Regions from separate parts of the Mus musculus genome. Here region 2 is linked to region 1. The links are chromatin loops, found by intact Hi-C in ENCODE. Cell type or tissue: heart. All regions are shown on one strand.

What was found. Hi-C counts contacts between places; a loop is a spot of excess contacts. Peaks named below come from ENCODE experiments on the same cell type or tissue, not always from the same donor. Only the 100,000 strongest peaks of a DNase experiment are listed, where the experiment ranks them.
Region 2: a loop joins it to region 1, with 5 times the contacts of the local background. A loop is called at or near these places in 7 of 42 quality-filtered maps.

What each region holds. Positions count from the first base shown.
Region 1 is chr17:67,511,613-67,519,612 of GRCm38, reverse strand. No RefSeq gene overlaps it. Among named protein-coding and RNA genes, the nearest start is that of Gm36201, 110 kb to the left of the region's middle. In heart, no CTCF peak of the experiment used is centred here; DNase peaks (open chromatin) are centred at 4,542, 4,972, 6,762, 7,392 and 2 weaker places; H3K27ac peaks cover 2,468 bases.
Region 2 is chr17:67,562,336-67,570,335 of GRCm38, reverse strand. The region is part of intron 2 of Gm36201 (predicted gene, 36201); the gene reads left to right. Among named protein-coding and RNA genes, the nearest start is that of Gm36201, 63 kb to the left of the region's middle. In heart, no CTCF peak of the experiment used is centred here; DNase peaks (open chromatin) are centred at 3,885, 4,395 and 5,285.

The DNA.
Region 1 (8,000 bases):
GTGTGTGTGTATGTGTATGCATCTGCATGTGTGAGTCTATATTTATGTCTATGTATATAAATGTGTGTGTGTGTCTCTGTGCATGTCTATATGTGTCTGTGTGTTTCTCTCTGTGTGTGTGTCTGTGTATCTGTGTCTATGTGTCTGTGTGAGTGTGTGTCTGAGTCTATTTGTGTGTGAGTATATGTGTCTGTCTGTGTGAGTTGATGTGTATGTATCTCTGTGTAAATCTGTATGTGTTGTGTGTCTGTATGTAAGGAATGTGTGGTTCCTAATGGTATAGACATCTATTGATTGATCAATGTGTAGATTTTCTATCCTCTCATCGACTGTTATAATGATCGATAGAGGAGCCAGAGGCTCAAATAGCAAGGAATGAGAAACATGAAGAGCTAGACTACATCACCTGGAATATTCTCTCTCTCTCTCTCTCTCTCTCTCTCTCTCTCTCTGTGTGTGTGTGTGTGTGTGTGTGTGTGTGTGTGTGTGTGTGTGTGTGTGTTCATGTCTATGTGGTATGTTGTGTCTCTTTGCCTCTGGGATACATACACATGTTAGGCAACACTCTACCAATGAGCTACACGCCTGATTCAAACACTGCATCTTAAGTTACTTTGAATTTGAGAATGCTGCCCAGTCCCCACTTTCCATTCCCAGCTAATAGAGCTGGGCTGGGTAATTACCTTTCCTAAACATCATACTTCATTCCTCTGAACATAATTGACTTGGGAAGTTGCTCTGGATCATTGCAGATTTAACTACTGTTTCTCTAAATGTTAAGGACCTGGAGGACTGGCCCACGCTTAGCTTGGTCTAACTTACTAGCCCTACACTGGACAAAAACTAGGCGTGGAATGTGCTTGGATCTGAGTAGTGGCTATAGCTCCATGACACCATCCTCCTCCCAACTACACATGGCATATTCCATACATGTCCTCCCTTGCTTTCTCTCTTTCCTTCTCATCTTCAAAGAATGCTAAAAGCAAGGGGTCAGGCACTGATGCAGCATGTAAGACCGGAGCCTGGTCTCAGAATTATCCTGAAGAGATAAATGCGGATGGCTGCTGTCCTCGAAGACCACTCCATCCATATACTATAAGCCCTTGTACCCTAAATGATACTCCCTGCAAGGATGTCAAGGCTCTAATCCCAGGGTGCAGAGAGGGTACTATGAGCCATGTCAAATGAGGAGACTGTGGTCACCAACAGAGGCTGAAACCCTGGCATCTAGAATCTGTATTCTGAAAATCTGACCTCTCCTGAACCAGAGGAGATCAAACTCGACGAGGTAGATATAGATATCAAGGAAGCCACTGTGACTTGGGGCCCATTATAGCCAGGTTCAAATTCGGTTTCCATCTTTCCATCTTGCTCTGGTTTTGAGGAGACCCTCTACTTGCTTAGTCTGTGTTGAGGGCCATAATGATAATGACTCATCTTAGAGAGTGCTCTTATCCTTGGCTCTGAACCGGAAACAGCAGCGAACCTAGGCCCCTCACCCCACACCTCCTCTAGCCCCTCACCAACACACGCCATTTAAAAAAATTTAGGAAGGATATATTAAATGAAGAAAATACCTATCTTCAGTAAATACCTATAAATAAAAATAAAGCATTCTATTGGTAAAGAAGTTTAAAGAAAATAGAAATGTTGTTAGTTGATAAAGGGTTTTTGACTATCAATTATTTTATAAGATGTCCAATGTGTTCCAAAATAGAAATGGATGGACTGAATAGATTTGCTCAGCTATTAAGGGCTAGGCTCACAGCTCATGGAAAATGAAACATAAAAACAAAAGCAGGCATTTAAGCTGTATTAATAGGTTATGAATTGTTTTTAAAAAGTTAGACAGACTTCCTGTAGTCCAGGCTGCTTTGAACTCACCCGTGCGACCAAGATGGCTTTGAAGATCTGCCCTTCCCCGCCTCTTAACCTTTCACCACACTGGTTTATGTGGTTCTGGGGATCAGAATGAGGTTCACACAGCCACAAAAGCTGCACCTGTGTCAGACTCTGCAGGGCTGTCTGACTGACAGAAGCTCTGTGGTGGTGGAGAGCTGGCATGCAGTAGGTCTGTAGGTAAATTATCTGGGACAGTTATCGGCTTCCTCAATAGCCATTTGTGGGCCGACATCTGTAGATGACTTAACATGCTCATGGTATCAGGTAAAATCAATTGTGGGTTATACAGATAGAGTCCTTAGCTGCTACCAGCCCAAAGGCTATGCACAAAGCCCATGGACACCTGAGACACAGACATCAGGATAGTGGCATGACTTGTCCGTGTCGACCAGATGTTCCCACCAATATATTTTAAAGACACCTTGGTTTCCACTTTATTTGTTCTGCTACTGTAAAAACTTAATTAAACCCTTACACATTGGAACATGCTCCCTGGGGTCACCTGAAACTGAGTTCCCAGGCTATGGTCACCCCACAGTCAACTGTCCCCTATTCTCTTGAGATGAAAGCTAAGATTTTGCTTGAACAGAACCTGGGGATCGTGCATGCTAGGCGAGGTCTGTCTGAGCTACATCCTCAGCCCAGAACCTTCTTTTCCTCTTTTGTGCTATGGCTGGGCAGGGTAATGATTAGTGATGGTAATACATTTTGAACGATAACTTTAAAACCCATGGCTGTTTCAGATGTGCCTTCAGTGCCTTTGGGGTGGGAGATATACTTTCATGGACATTTTTTTTATTACAGATATCTATCTATCTATCTATCTATCTATCTATCTATCTATCTACCTACCTACCTATCTAACGGTCTAACTATCTATCTATGGTGTGTATGTATGCCCATGTGTGCCGTGGCAATTTCCCCAAGTTACTTTTTTCCTTGCACTATGTAGTTCCTGGCAATCACTGGGCCTGTGGACAAAATTTTAAAGCATTGACCTGGGTTTTAAAATTGAAACCCAATATATGTTGAATATCAGCCACATGTGTCTCCATTAGACGCTCACATTGTATAGCATTCTGTTCTAGCTGAAGCTTGACTTTTTTTCTTTCTTTCTTTCTTTCTTTCTTTTTTTTTTTTTTTTTTTTTTTTGGTTTTTCGCGACAGGGTTTCTCTGTGTAACCCTGGCTGTCCTGGAACTCACTCTGTAAACCAGGCTGGCCTTGAACTCAGAAATCTGCCTGCCTCTGCCTCCCAAGTGCTGGGATTAAAGGCATGTGCCATGTGGCGGGCACTTTTGCGCTGTGGGATGGTTGCTACCAATTCCAACAAAATTCCTTCCCAAACACCCTTCAGGGTATAAACCCATGGGGTTGGCGGAGACCCCACTCATGGCAGGACAACGGTGCCTATATCCATCGTGAAGCTGAAAGAGAGGGAGAGGATCGGAAGATGAATGAGACCTGCAAGCAACCCAGAGGTGCTTGAGTCTACAATTATTTCATTTCTGCTAGGGTAGGACTGGAGCATAATGAGGCATAGCTCTCATCAGGTTTATTGTAAAATAAGTAATTTAGTAAACAGAAAATAAAGCTGCTGAAAGATGGTTTTGGAGCCATTTGTTTTATGGGGCATAAAGGATGATTTTGGTGCGAGCATTAAGACAGTTGTCTTGAAGCTGTTATGGATGTTAGCGGCCTCTGAGAGGCTGTGCGTTGGCAGTGGGCCCTGCCCCGGAAGCCTAAGAGCCTAAGATGGGAAAGTGTGTGTGTGTGTGTGTGTGTGTGTGTGTGTGTGTGTGTATCTCTGTGTGTGTGTGTGTGTGTGTGTGTGTGTGTGTGTGTGTGTGTGTGTTAGCAATGCCTGTCTGCTCTTTCACACACTGGAGGAGTAGATGCCTCCAGGGCTGAGTCTCACAGCTCGGGGTGGGGGGAGTGGAAGCAGGAGGAGCTGCCTCGCTCGCTCACTAGCCAGTGTGGGGTTGTTAGAGTGGCTGAAGGAGGGAGACCCTGCACTCTAGAGAAGGATACTCTTAAGAAGGAATTGTTTAATATCCAACACATTCCTGATTTCACCTGACTTCATGCAACATCATAGTCATGTTCCAGGCCCATGAGAAACAGCATATAAAGAAATGGTGCATAAAATTATCTTTAGCTGGATCTACAGTAAAATGAAGCCAGAGAGGGCAGAACAAAGTGTGCTTTAGACTCTACAAGGCCCTATGGTGTCAGGGAGGGGCTAGGGCAAATATCCCTTGCCCCCGGGGGCAAATGTCCCTCCCGGAGTCTACCTGTGTCAAACTGGAGTGAAGCAGCCAGGAGGCTGTGCACAAGCAGGAGCTGCCAAGAGGGGAAGAGACAACTTTACACAAATCCTTCTCTGAGGTGGACATGGTGGGGGTCTCTGTGTTTGCCCTGTGGTCAGATGGAGCTCTCCGCTCTCAGTGTTATCCGTACCTAGCTTGGCAGTGTGAGCCCCTTTGGGGGTAGACTCCGCACACTGCTCTGAAGATGCTAGTCTTGCCTGAGTTGGGAGGTGACAAGCAAAGCTGTCTGGTGATGTCTTCCAATAGGAATGCTGGAAATGGCTGATCTGGATCTCGTTTCACAGGAAGTAATTGCTGATGCTCAGAGATTAGGGGGCCTGCACAACATCCCTTAGTCGGGGAGGGCAGAGGGCTTCTAACACACTGTGACACCATGTCTATTGTCTTTCTGCCACTGTCAGACCTGCACAAGACCTGCAGGAGATCAAGCACTGGACAACTCCAGTGTGGATGGAAGAGGAGCTCAAAAGGCCCTGCCTCCTCCTGCAGGAGCTAGTGGCTGCTCATGGCTTCTGCAAGGAGGCACAGACACTTCTTCAGAGAATCTCAACCTCATAGTCCACCCTCCAACCTGAGCCCTGGACACTGACTTAGCAGGCCCCAGCTATCGATGCAGGGGCCCGTGGGAGAACAGGTCCAAACTTTGGCCATCTGGAGGATGTAGGAAGAATGGGAGGAAGCTGGGATTTGGAGGGCCAGTGTTTATAATTAGCAGCACAATGCTTTACAGGGTATTGGCTGCACAGACTATGAATACTTCTACCACACAACCACTTGTGTAGAGCCAACCCAGATCCTATCAAGAAGTCAACTGACACTCCGTACAAGGCTTGCCCCTCAGCTCAATCCAATCACCATGACATGCAGACAGGAAAGTGAATGGCCAGCGGACACAGTGGACTGCTTGGCTTTTGATGACACCCACGGCTTGGGTCATCTGTCACTTTACTTACTACATACTACACCTGTTCGCACTGGCCACAGCTGACCTTCCTAAAATGGTTCTCTGTCTGCAATATCCAAGGAAGTTAGCAAACCTTTCATGTTCTAGTATGAGGCTTCTGTGGTATGCTTGTCAAAACTCCCCACATATTGACACTGGAGAAGATGTAGACGTGAAATCTCTACTGGCAATAAGGGGAACAAAAACCTCAGAAAGCCTCCAGGCCCTTTCTCCCGTGGGTCTATCTCATTTTGCCTCATGGTGACTTTCCGGCACGTCTTGAGGTACAGATTCCCTGGGGTGTGTGTCTGTTCCTGTGTATATGTGTGTGTGGGTGTGTGCATGTGTGCATGCATGTGGGAGGACATGTGTATGTTTGTGTGTATAAATGCATGGGTGTGTTTGTGTGCATGTGGACATGGAAGTGTACATCTGTGCAGTCGAGTATGCATGCGTATATGTGTGTGTATGTGTTTGTGTGCGTATGTGTTGTGGATATATGTGTGTGTGTATTGTGGGCATGTATGTGTGTGCCTTTTTGTGCATGTGCATGTGTGTGCATGTATGTGCGTGCCTGTATACACACAAATGCAATCAAGAATCCTTCTCTAGAGAAGCACACCCCAGATAGAGAGGTGGACCACAGGTGAACACATGCTTACATGTGACCTGGTCTAGTTTTTCCTTTTCTCTGCAAGAGGCAAGGAAACATTAAAGAAAAACAAGAGCTTTAAGTACAGAGAAGACGAAATTAGAGGATGCCTGAATGTGCTGGGGCCCTCAGAGACCCATATCTCCCTAACTCCAGACTTAGCCCCTCAACCAAGACCATGCCCTGCCAAGGTCACTGTCCTGAGGCCCACTGTGTCTCATCTGCAGCTTTCTCATGGACTCTCAGCCACCCAAGAGCTGACATGGGAAGGTCACACTAAGGACTTACTCTAGGTAGGCTGTTCCTGAGGCACAGATGAGGAAAAACTGAGCAAGTGGACCCAGTGTCTCCTGCCTGGGGAGAAGCAGCGTGTTCCAGCAAGGGTACCTGGTCACTGTTGCCAGGCTACATGAGCAGGATGCAGTAGCAGATGTCAGAAAACCCATCTGATGCTGTCCTGGGAGGGAGTGCATGCAGAAGAGCAAGAAGTGAGCCTTAGGGAAAGATGTCACTTTCTCCCAGCTGCTGCCAGGAGGGGCTGGGTCCAATTCATGACAGGCATGTCTAGCTATGCCAAGTTTTACACAAACATCTTATGTATTGTTTAAATCAGAGACAGTGGCAGATAGAGATATATTTCATCCAGCTGTTTGTACAGGACTTAGCCCTATTCTATCTCAAACAATGTTCATTGTTTTAAGTCTTTATATCCCAAAGTTGTTCCTATGCGTATCTGCAGGGGAAAAAAGTCCTGTTCTGATAGTGTTTTGAGCCTGGACTGACTCTGTTGTGTCTCAGGAAGAGGAATGAGATAAACAGCCCAGGGGAGCTGGGGACAGGCTCTGAGTGAGCAGAGGCCAGCCCTTAAGTTACCAGGCAGGTCTGTGCTGAGTGCAGCCGAGGGGAGAGCAGCTTTTCCGGAGGTGTCCTGGCAAATGGACCAGGTGGAGGAAGAGGAAGAGGCGGGGCTTCCGGTTTATATGTGTCTCCTCCTGAAGTAGGGTCCACTGGACCCTGGCAGGAAAAAGATGGCCTTGTCTGATAGGAATGCTATTTCATTGTTTGGAACAATGCATTAGGGTCTTGGTAAACGGCGGGGCTTGAACTCAAATGTTTTGTTGAGTTACTAAAACCGGTTATGATGTGATCCTGCCCCCATTAGGGTAGAACCTAGCTAAATGGTGTATGAAGCAATTGCTGTTTGGAAAATGTCAAAAATTACAAGAAGTGTGGAGTTATTTGTGTGTGTGTGTGTGTGTGTGTGTGTGTCTGTGTGTCTGTGTGTCTGTGTGTGTTTACAGGGATTTCTGAAACACTGAGGAGCAAAGAACAAATGGTATATGGAGAAAAGAAGGACAGAATCCATTTATGGTGGGACCCCATCACTATCACTATCCAAGTATGGAAAAAATCAGTTAGTCAGGCACACGAGCAGCCTGCTGATGCTGGAGAGAGAAAAACACATTGAACAACGTAAGTGTCTAGGCAGATTTGGCAGCAAGGGCTTGGAGACCAAAAGTGGGGAGTCAAACCACACCTTTTCTCCCTGATCAAAAGGAAGTGGCTAAAGGACACTCCCTAGGCCTGGTTCCTCTGACTCCTACTAAGAAGGGAAAGGGGCTAACAGAGCCTGCCTGCGTCCTCAGACACAGGAGAGAGGAAAAGACAAATCAAACCAGCAAATGGTTAAAAAAGGACAGACCAGAGATGAAGACAGCATCAAATTCGGCGGTTGTGGGGAGTCAGAGCAGGAGCTGGTGAGACCAGAGAGGCACGGGGGCTGAGAGATGGATGCTGTCTCCTGATGGCTCATACTGGGTCCTTGGGTGACAATAACAGGCAGACACCTGGGGTTTCCCACCAAGGTCCCTTCATGCTGTGGCCACTGTGCCCCTTAGACATCCGGAAGTGAAGCCACCACTGTGTATCTCCTCTTATGTGAAGTAATTCAAGTCATTTAAGTGAAATATATTTTTGAACATTCTTAGGTATAAATTTCACACCTTTTGGGGAGCTGGGGCTCAGATGCCTTCTAGGAAGGCTCAAGTGGTCTTTCTTCTTTGTCAGGGGTGGGGGTGTTTGCTCAGCAGAAACCAGGTGCATATGTGCTTACCCTTCATGCGCACTGGTGATGGGAGCCAGCTGGGTGAGAAAGGATCATGGCCTCCACCAAC
Region 2 (8,000 bases), 51 kb before region 1:
CTAGTTAGGGTTCTTCTCCTAAGAAAATGATCCAGTGGGAGATAATATATGAGATTTAATGTGGAAATTGCCTTGTGTGATTATAAAGGCTGAAGAGTCTCATGATCTTGCAAGATAGAAAGAACCAGGGAAGACTTTGGAAAGGAGTTCAGTTGTCAGCCCTGGCCGCTGGGATGAGGGTGGGATGTAGGAAGTAGCAGAGAGATGAGGTGGCTTCTGGTGTGAGTCCCAGAGACCAGAGACTTGGCATCCAATAGCCTGGACTCCAAACACAAAACACAATGAGCGGACTCAGGAAGAGGGAGAATAAACTGTCTTTGTTCCTCTCATTCTAGCTGAACCTTCTATACACTCGAAGGTTGCACTCACATTGGTGAGAACAGATATTTATCAACCCATTGATTCAGAAATGGCGTTTTCAGAAATACTCTCGCAGAGGTACCTAGCAATGCTTTACCGGCTACCTGTGCATCCCTTAACCCAGTCAATTTAACACATGAACTCTCACAGGCCTGGGATTGCAGCTCAGTGGCTCAGCACTTGCCCAGCAACTCGTAGACCTTGGAGTGGATCCCAAGCACTAGAAAATAATAACAAAAACCACCTCAGACAATATAAAACATTCTGGGGGTGGGGGTGGGGGTGGAAGTAGGGGGAGGACCAAAACCTTCCTTTCGAAGGAAGTTGGAATAGGATCAATAAAGGTGTCCTGGGACTTCTGAAGCAACCCGAAGCTCTTGGTGTGGCTTTGTCATGGGAGCCAGGCAAACAGCAGCCACTGGGCAGCATCCAGCCCTGCTCTCCACCCTTCTTAGCCTCAGAATGTCAGAATGGCCCCTCTGAGCACACTCACCATTCATTATTGCTGGGGTTGTCTGAGCCACTAAATAATGACAAGTATGAATAGATTGGTGATTCCCCTGTTTGAAATCAAGCAACCAGTTGCAGAAAATAAGGCTGTGAGTCATTGCATTAATTGTTAACTCAGCTCGAATCATGGTATGCTTTCCTCACCACTCGCCAAAATGCTCTGGATATTCCAATGAAACACACACACACACACACACACACACAGCATTACTTTTCACATGCCCTAAGCTGTTCAATCGTTGGGCTACTTCCAAATTTCCAAGTTGCACATCCCTCCCCTCCAATACTCCTGAATTACTACTTACTAAAAATCTAAATTCCATCTTTGCTCCCATAGACCCACAGGGGACCCCTTGGGATCTCTCTTCCCCGGCTCCTGCATGGCTGTCCGCTCTTGCTTCTCCAACTCTCCGGCCTAATCTTTTTGCTTCCCCAGCATGGTGATTCTAAATCCTCCTTCTTCCCTGGGTTCCCTTGCCTGGGAATCTAAAGTCCCACGTCTGTCTCTCTGCCTGGCCATTGGCTGCTGATAACTTTATTTACCAGATAGAGTCAACTAGGGGCAGCAACCTGCAGCATCTTTACATGCAGATGTGCGAATTCCTGTGTAATTTGAGAACCCAATTAACATAATGTAAGCAATGAACCAAATCCACATCAGGAGTCACTTCACTCTCTAGAAAAAAAAAATTATACATCATTTATTGTTGTTTTTAACCAAATCTCAAATGTTCAAGTTTACTGATAAAGACTCTGGAGCCAGATGCTGGGGCGCGGGGGGGTGGGGGGGGGAGCCTGCTAACTCAGAGAGACAGAAAAAACACCCAGCTGACCTTCTTCCTCAGCCCATATCCCCAAAGGAAGCTCCTCCACACTGCTCAAAACACTATCAAACTAAATGCCCTGTTCTCTCTCTCTCTCTCTCTCTCTCTCTCTCTCTCTCTCTCTCTCTCTCTCTCTCTCTCTCTCTCTCTCTCTTTTTGTTTTTGAGACAGGGTTTCTCTGTATAGTTCTGGCTGTCCTGGAACTCACTTTGTAGACCAGGCTGGCCTCGAACTCAGAAATCCGCCTGCCTCTGCCTCCCAAGTGCTGGGATTAAAGGCATGCGCCACCACCGCCTGTGTGTCTCTCTATCCATCCTCCTGACTTCTATGGTATTTTCCCGTGTTCACTCGCTATCAGCTGGTTGCTTGCTCCGCTTGTCTACCTATAGTTGACTTTACATAATCCTGTTTACAATAAATAGAAAGTTCTCAGATTAAAGGTGTATGCCAGGGCTGAGCCACACCACAACTGGAAGCAGGATTTTTTTCCCAGTAAATAAAGCAATCTCAGGGTTCAGAGTGTGATCACATATCCTGCAACAATTTATCTCTTAAAAAACAAAACAAAACAAAACAAAACAAAAAAACTAACAGTAACACCCTTTGTAACTTTGTAATAGGTGCCTCTACTCACCCATTTGATAAACTCCACACACTAGAACTGGAAGTTAACTCTTCTCCCTGGACCACGGTGCTCTGTTAAGAACCCTTCCTCCCAGAGGTGAGGGAGGGAACTGGGTGGTGCCTAGAGCATCCCTCCTTTCCAGAGTCAAATGCTAGTCCTCACGGGTGGTGCTCGGGTGGGAGAGGAGCAACACACCTCTCTAGTTCTTTCCCCCATCTCCTTCCCACCAGAGCTCATTCCTGGCCTTCTACTGCCCCTTCACCTCACTCCGGTGGTTCATCTTCAGCTGGCTGCTCCTAGCCGTCCTGCACATGTTCACTGCAGCTGCCATGTTCTCTCCTGCAAAGCTAATGTCAGTCTCAATGGCTGACACAAAGGGAAAGAGGGAAGACCCCTGACCCACATTCCTGAAAACCTTTATGAACCAGAGCATGCTCTCTGGCCACATACAGGGACATCTGCATGAAAAGTAACCGTGTAGATGTCAAATGAATGGGCCCCTCCACAAGTGTTACCACTGTAAAATAAGAAGTGACAACGGTGCTTCCTAGCATCATGGGCATTTTAAACAAGGGCCAAAGTGTTCCAAGAGAGTTAGGGGGCAGATCGAGATGGTTAGAATTGCAGACACAAGCTCCCTTTCATGAGATACGTGAAACAAAATGATCAGCAAAAGACAAGGGCCAAAGGCAAAGACCTGGTCAGCTGCAGTCCCAGCCACAGAGAGAAGCATAATGTGTTCAAGCTGAGATGGTGGTAGCACCCCTAGGAGCTTATGGAAAGTAGATATGAAAAAGTAAACCAAATAAAAATGCATACTAATCTTACAACACACATGCACGCTTATGTGGAGGGAATCTCTTGTGCAGTGTGTGGAAGCAGTCTCATGACAATCAAAAGGCTAGGCTAATTAATCCTGAGGCAGGATTAGAAGGTGAGACACCGAAGAAAGTGAGAAGGGGGGGGGGAAGAGGGAGAGGAAGGAGGGGGAGGGAGAGAGATAAAGGGGTGAGGGAGATGGGGGACAGAGAGGGGGAAGGAGGGAGAGGGAGAGGAATTCTGGGGGAAATAGTCAGGAGATTCACCCCAGGACATGAAAGAGGACAGAGCATGGAAATTGAGCAGAGGTAACCAGCCACGTGGCAGAGCTTAGATTAGAATAAACGAGATACCAAGTTATGATCTAGTTGGAGAATGAGCCCAAACCTATGGCCAAGGTGTTCTTAAATATAATAAAGCCTCAGAATTGTTATTTCTGGGAACAGGAGCACAGCTTACAGTAAACACCCTACTTCATACCTATATACACAGGCATATATGTAGACAGATACATATGAGTGTGTTTGGCTATACATGCCCATTCACATGAATGCATAGCACTCAAACATAGGCACACACTCACATGGCACTCATATTTGCACTACCCAAACATGCATATGCATGTACACACACACACACACACACACACACACACACACACACACACACACGCGCGCGCGCGCACACACACATTTTTAAAATATCCTGTCACTTGGATGCTTCCTGTCAGAAGTCAATTCCTGGCTCTTCCTCTTGTCATTTCCTGTCTGGATTTACAGCTGGCACTGCCACAGTCCAACTCTGTAAATAACACTGTCCTGCGAAATGACACCGGCTCAAAAGTCACTTCTTCGCCTGCTTCAGGATGCGTACTTGGAGGGAGGGGACCGATGAGAGATTTGGGTTCTTCCAACATCCCCCTGCTGATTTATGTATGAAGAAGAACAGAGCCTGTCAAGGCAAACACCACCTTGTTAAATGCAAAATGCGATCAGGCTCTGGGCAGCCACAGCTGCCAATACATATATTTCAGGAACTCAATTTATTTTTAAATGGAATTTTAACTCTGGCTAAAGGAGTCACAATGAATCCCTTATTTATATGAAAACGGTCTTGAGTGGAGAACAACATACAGGCTGGAAGTCTGGAGGTGCAGGAAGCTAACAAACTCTAGGAGAAAATACTTTCTTCCTAATTTATTTGTATCCTGGGTGGGGTGAGGGGACTGAGAGGTCAGATTCCATGGAGCTTCGGGTCCAGCTCCAGGCCCCTCCTGTGAGCAGGCTGTAGCTTTTGTCTCCAGCGGAATGGGAGTGGTACCCTCTTCCAGAGTCACCTCTAGGAAAGAGGGTTATAGTCTTTTGGTTTTTTAGTGTGTGTGTGTGTTTAGTGTTATGTACATGTGACTATATGTTTGTGTATATGTAGTATGTGTGGATACCTGTAGGTGAATATGAACATATCTGTTCCTGTGCATAGCGGCCAGAGGCAGACATCTGATATCTTCTCCCTCTCTTTTATTTTCTGATCCAAATTCTTCTTTAGAATACTAGAATACACACCAACCTACAGGGATCTGCCTGTTTGTCTCTGATGCCCCGGTCCTAGAGTTATAGACTTAACGACCAGCTCAGCTTTTTCATGGGAGCTGGCATCCAAAATTAGGTCCCCATGCTTGCAGTAACTCCTCACTAACTCAGCTACCTCCACTGCCCTGGGAGACCTCACTCTCTGGCCAGGTTCTTCACGTATCAGGTAGAGAGGTCAAGGCTACCAGGATAGGGACAGAGCCGTGGCTTGAGAGATAACATTGGTAGCCACCTCCCCTGTCGCATGGGTGGAACCTGGGATGAACTTCAGCTGAGGCATGTTGGTGACTCTGGCAAACTTGAATCAGCTCAGTTAGCTGGTGTGGGTTTTGCTTTGGCACACGTGCATCTATTCTAAGGGCGCAGTTGAACAGAAACAAAGAGCAAGCCAGAAAGCCCCACTGCCAGCTGAACTCACCTAAACCAGTAGCAGTTCTTATGACCCAAGGTCCCAGCATCAGGGCAAGGACCCTTTCTGGAAAGAACCACCTGCATCCTCTGTGCCCTGAGCCCCTGGCTCCCTTCCAGAACAATAGCCCGGGATAGCAGGACACACTGAAGGGACTTAAGGTCACCCAGCAGCACATCCCGCCCCCTAAGTCTCACCCACAGCATCCTGTGAGCCTCTGTGGTGACCTTCAGAGGCGATCACAGCTGTGTTTGTGTCTGGCACAGGCCTGTCCCCAACCTAGGAGGGAGAAAACTGTCCAATTCAAGTACTCCTATCTTCTTTTCTTGAATCCTTTGGAACAACACAGGGAAGGAAGGAATTTTCTTAATATTATTAAGGTACGAGATAATCCACACGGGTTAATGAGAATTCATAGGTTTGCTTTGGTTCTAATTAGAATCCGAAAGCAAAATTTTTCACTGTGAAATTTGTACCATTTAATCATCTACATTGTGGTGCTTTTAATATAAATATCAATATCGGATGGATTGCATGCTTTTAGTTTGATGAACACCAATACATGCTTTTGTGGAGGATTATAAAGAAATCCATTAAGCACCACAGATTTGCCCTGTAGCCGTGGGCTATGGCTCACATGGACTTTGGGGAGATGTACACAAGGCCATGGGAAGAAGAATAAACTCACAGCATCCATCGGTTATGAACACACTCATGCCCAGTCAGTGCCCTGTTTCTGTTTGTCTTTCTGGAAGCACAGATGTGAAAAAGCACAACTTTCAGAAAGCATGCAGCTATCAACGATCAGAAATGTAAATTTTTTCCTTCCTTTTTATACCACACATACCTATATTTATAATAAATCATGAGACAATTAACTTGCTTTTTTCTTTTTGGGTCCAAGACATACTCCTGCTTGGAATTCTTGGAGATACATTAAAATATTACAATTAAAAGGCTTTTCTCTAGTAAACTTATTGCCCGTGTTCTCTCAAGAAAAGTTTGTAGTTTCTGCTTTTTTAACCTGTTTGGGCCCTGCACTCTTATTTTTGTTGTTTAAAACCAGACATGTAGGAGCTGAGAATATAGGTCCATAGACAGCATGCTTGCTTAGCCTACACAAGGCTGTGTTTGATCCCTGACAACACATTAACTGGTTGTGTATGGAGTTCTTGCCTATAGTTCTAGCACTTAGGAGATGGCAACCAAACAATCACAAGTTCAAGGCCCTCTTTACCTTCCTTAAGGAGTTTGGGATTAGTCTGGGTCAGACACCCTTTTCAAAATAATTATAATAAAACAACTACTTGGTTATTTAGAAATTTACAATAATATGCCATGCCTCCATCTTACATTCCTCCAAAGCTACTCAAATTTTGTTGTAGATGTTATTGCTTTTTTGCTTAGTAACTTTCTGCATTACTGTTGCATGTCAACTAAATTATCTGTTTGATTATGTCAGTGTCTGATGTTTCTGAATGACTCGAACCAATACTTTCCCTTGGCCCATGCGGCCAGGCCCTGTGGACAGACAAGCATCATCTTGAAGGTTCATGTTCATGGGTCACTTAGCTCTTAGTTCCTGCTTGAGTAGAATCCCAAGCAGAATTCCAGTGTTGGCTAGCAGTTGGAGTTCAGGGCCTTCTACCTCTCCTGAGCAGAAATATAACCTTGAACATGCACGTTGACCCTCAATTTTCCAGGACTATGTTGGATCTTTTCAGAATCCACTACAGATTTCTGGCTCTTCCAGTGTTTCCCTTGAGCAAATTTGTCGGCTCTCATTAGCTCTAATTGCTGATATTGCTGTAAGAAGTGGCAATGTTTAAAAATGGCTACTAATTGTTGCGAACAAGCTGTCCCTGACATGTTGTGTTCAAACATGGGAGTCCTGAGTCTGGCGTGTTCGGCTGGAGGCTGGAACCCTTGCTTGTTCCTCACAAGCGGCAGACAGCCCTCTTCCCCAAGCCCCACCTGCATTGAGAAAACTTTGAGCCAAGGACTTGTGCCAAAAGCCCCATCTTGTATTTTTGGCAGCTGACAAAACCTGCCTTTCTGACATGTCTGGCCCACCCACGTGCCAGCCCAGGGCCTGAGCGTTTGACATAATTGGACACAATTCCTGCTCCTGGTTGAGGTCACCACTCCTCATCTGAAGTCTGTAAAATGTCCTCGCCTTAGCCTGGACACTCGATTTCCTCAGCTCGGTTCTTTGATGAACCCACTCTGGAGCAGCGCTTAATAAACCTGTGTTTGTCTGCTTTTAATCCAGTTTGATCTGACCTATATTTGTGTCACTGAGAGAAAAAGAGAAAATAACTAACAGGGAGAAATAATGACAAATCTGAGAAATGCAATTTTTTTAGGGTGATATTTCTCAAGAGATTGAACTAGGCGGGACTCAAGACCTGTTCTGTCTCCTTTAATGGCTAAGAGGCTGTTGATGTCATAGCAATCATTTTTGCAAGGCTGCTGTTTTTTTAGCTTTTGAAGGGACATTAGGATTCAGGTAAATAAAGATGCTCCAGGACATGAGGATGCTCTGACATCAAGTCAGAGGTGTAAGCCACTGTGGTTAGTTAGAAGGGGCAGCCCAGTGTAGCTGGAGACACAGGGTTCCCTTGGAAAAGCATTGTGGGGGATAACAATGAAGACTCAGACAGTGATCAAAGCAAAGAGTCTTTATATCTAGATGTCTGTAAGGGCATCTTTTACCTCATGTGTATTAGTGTGCATCTATGTGCTTGATTGCCACATGTATATGGGTATCCACAGAGGTTGCAAGAGGATGTAAGATCCTCTGGAGCCAGAGATACAGACAGTGGTGATCCATCCTGAATGGGTCCTGGGATCAAATTATGATC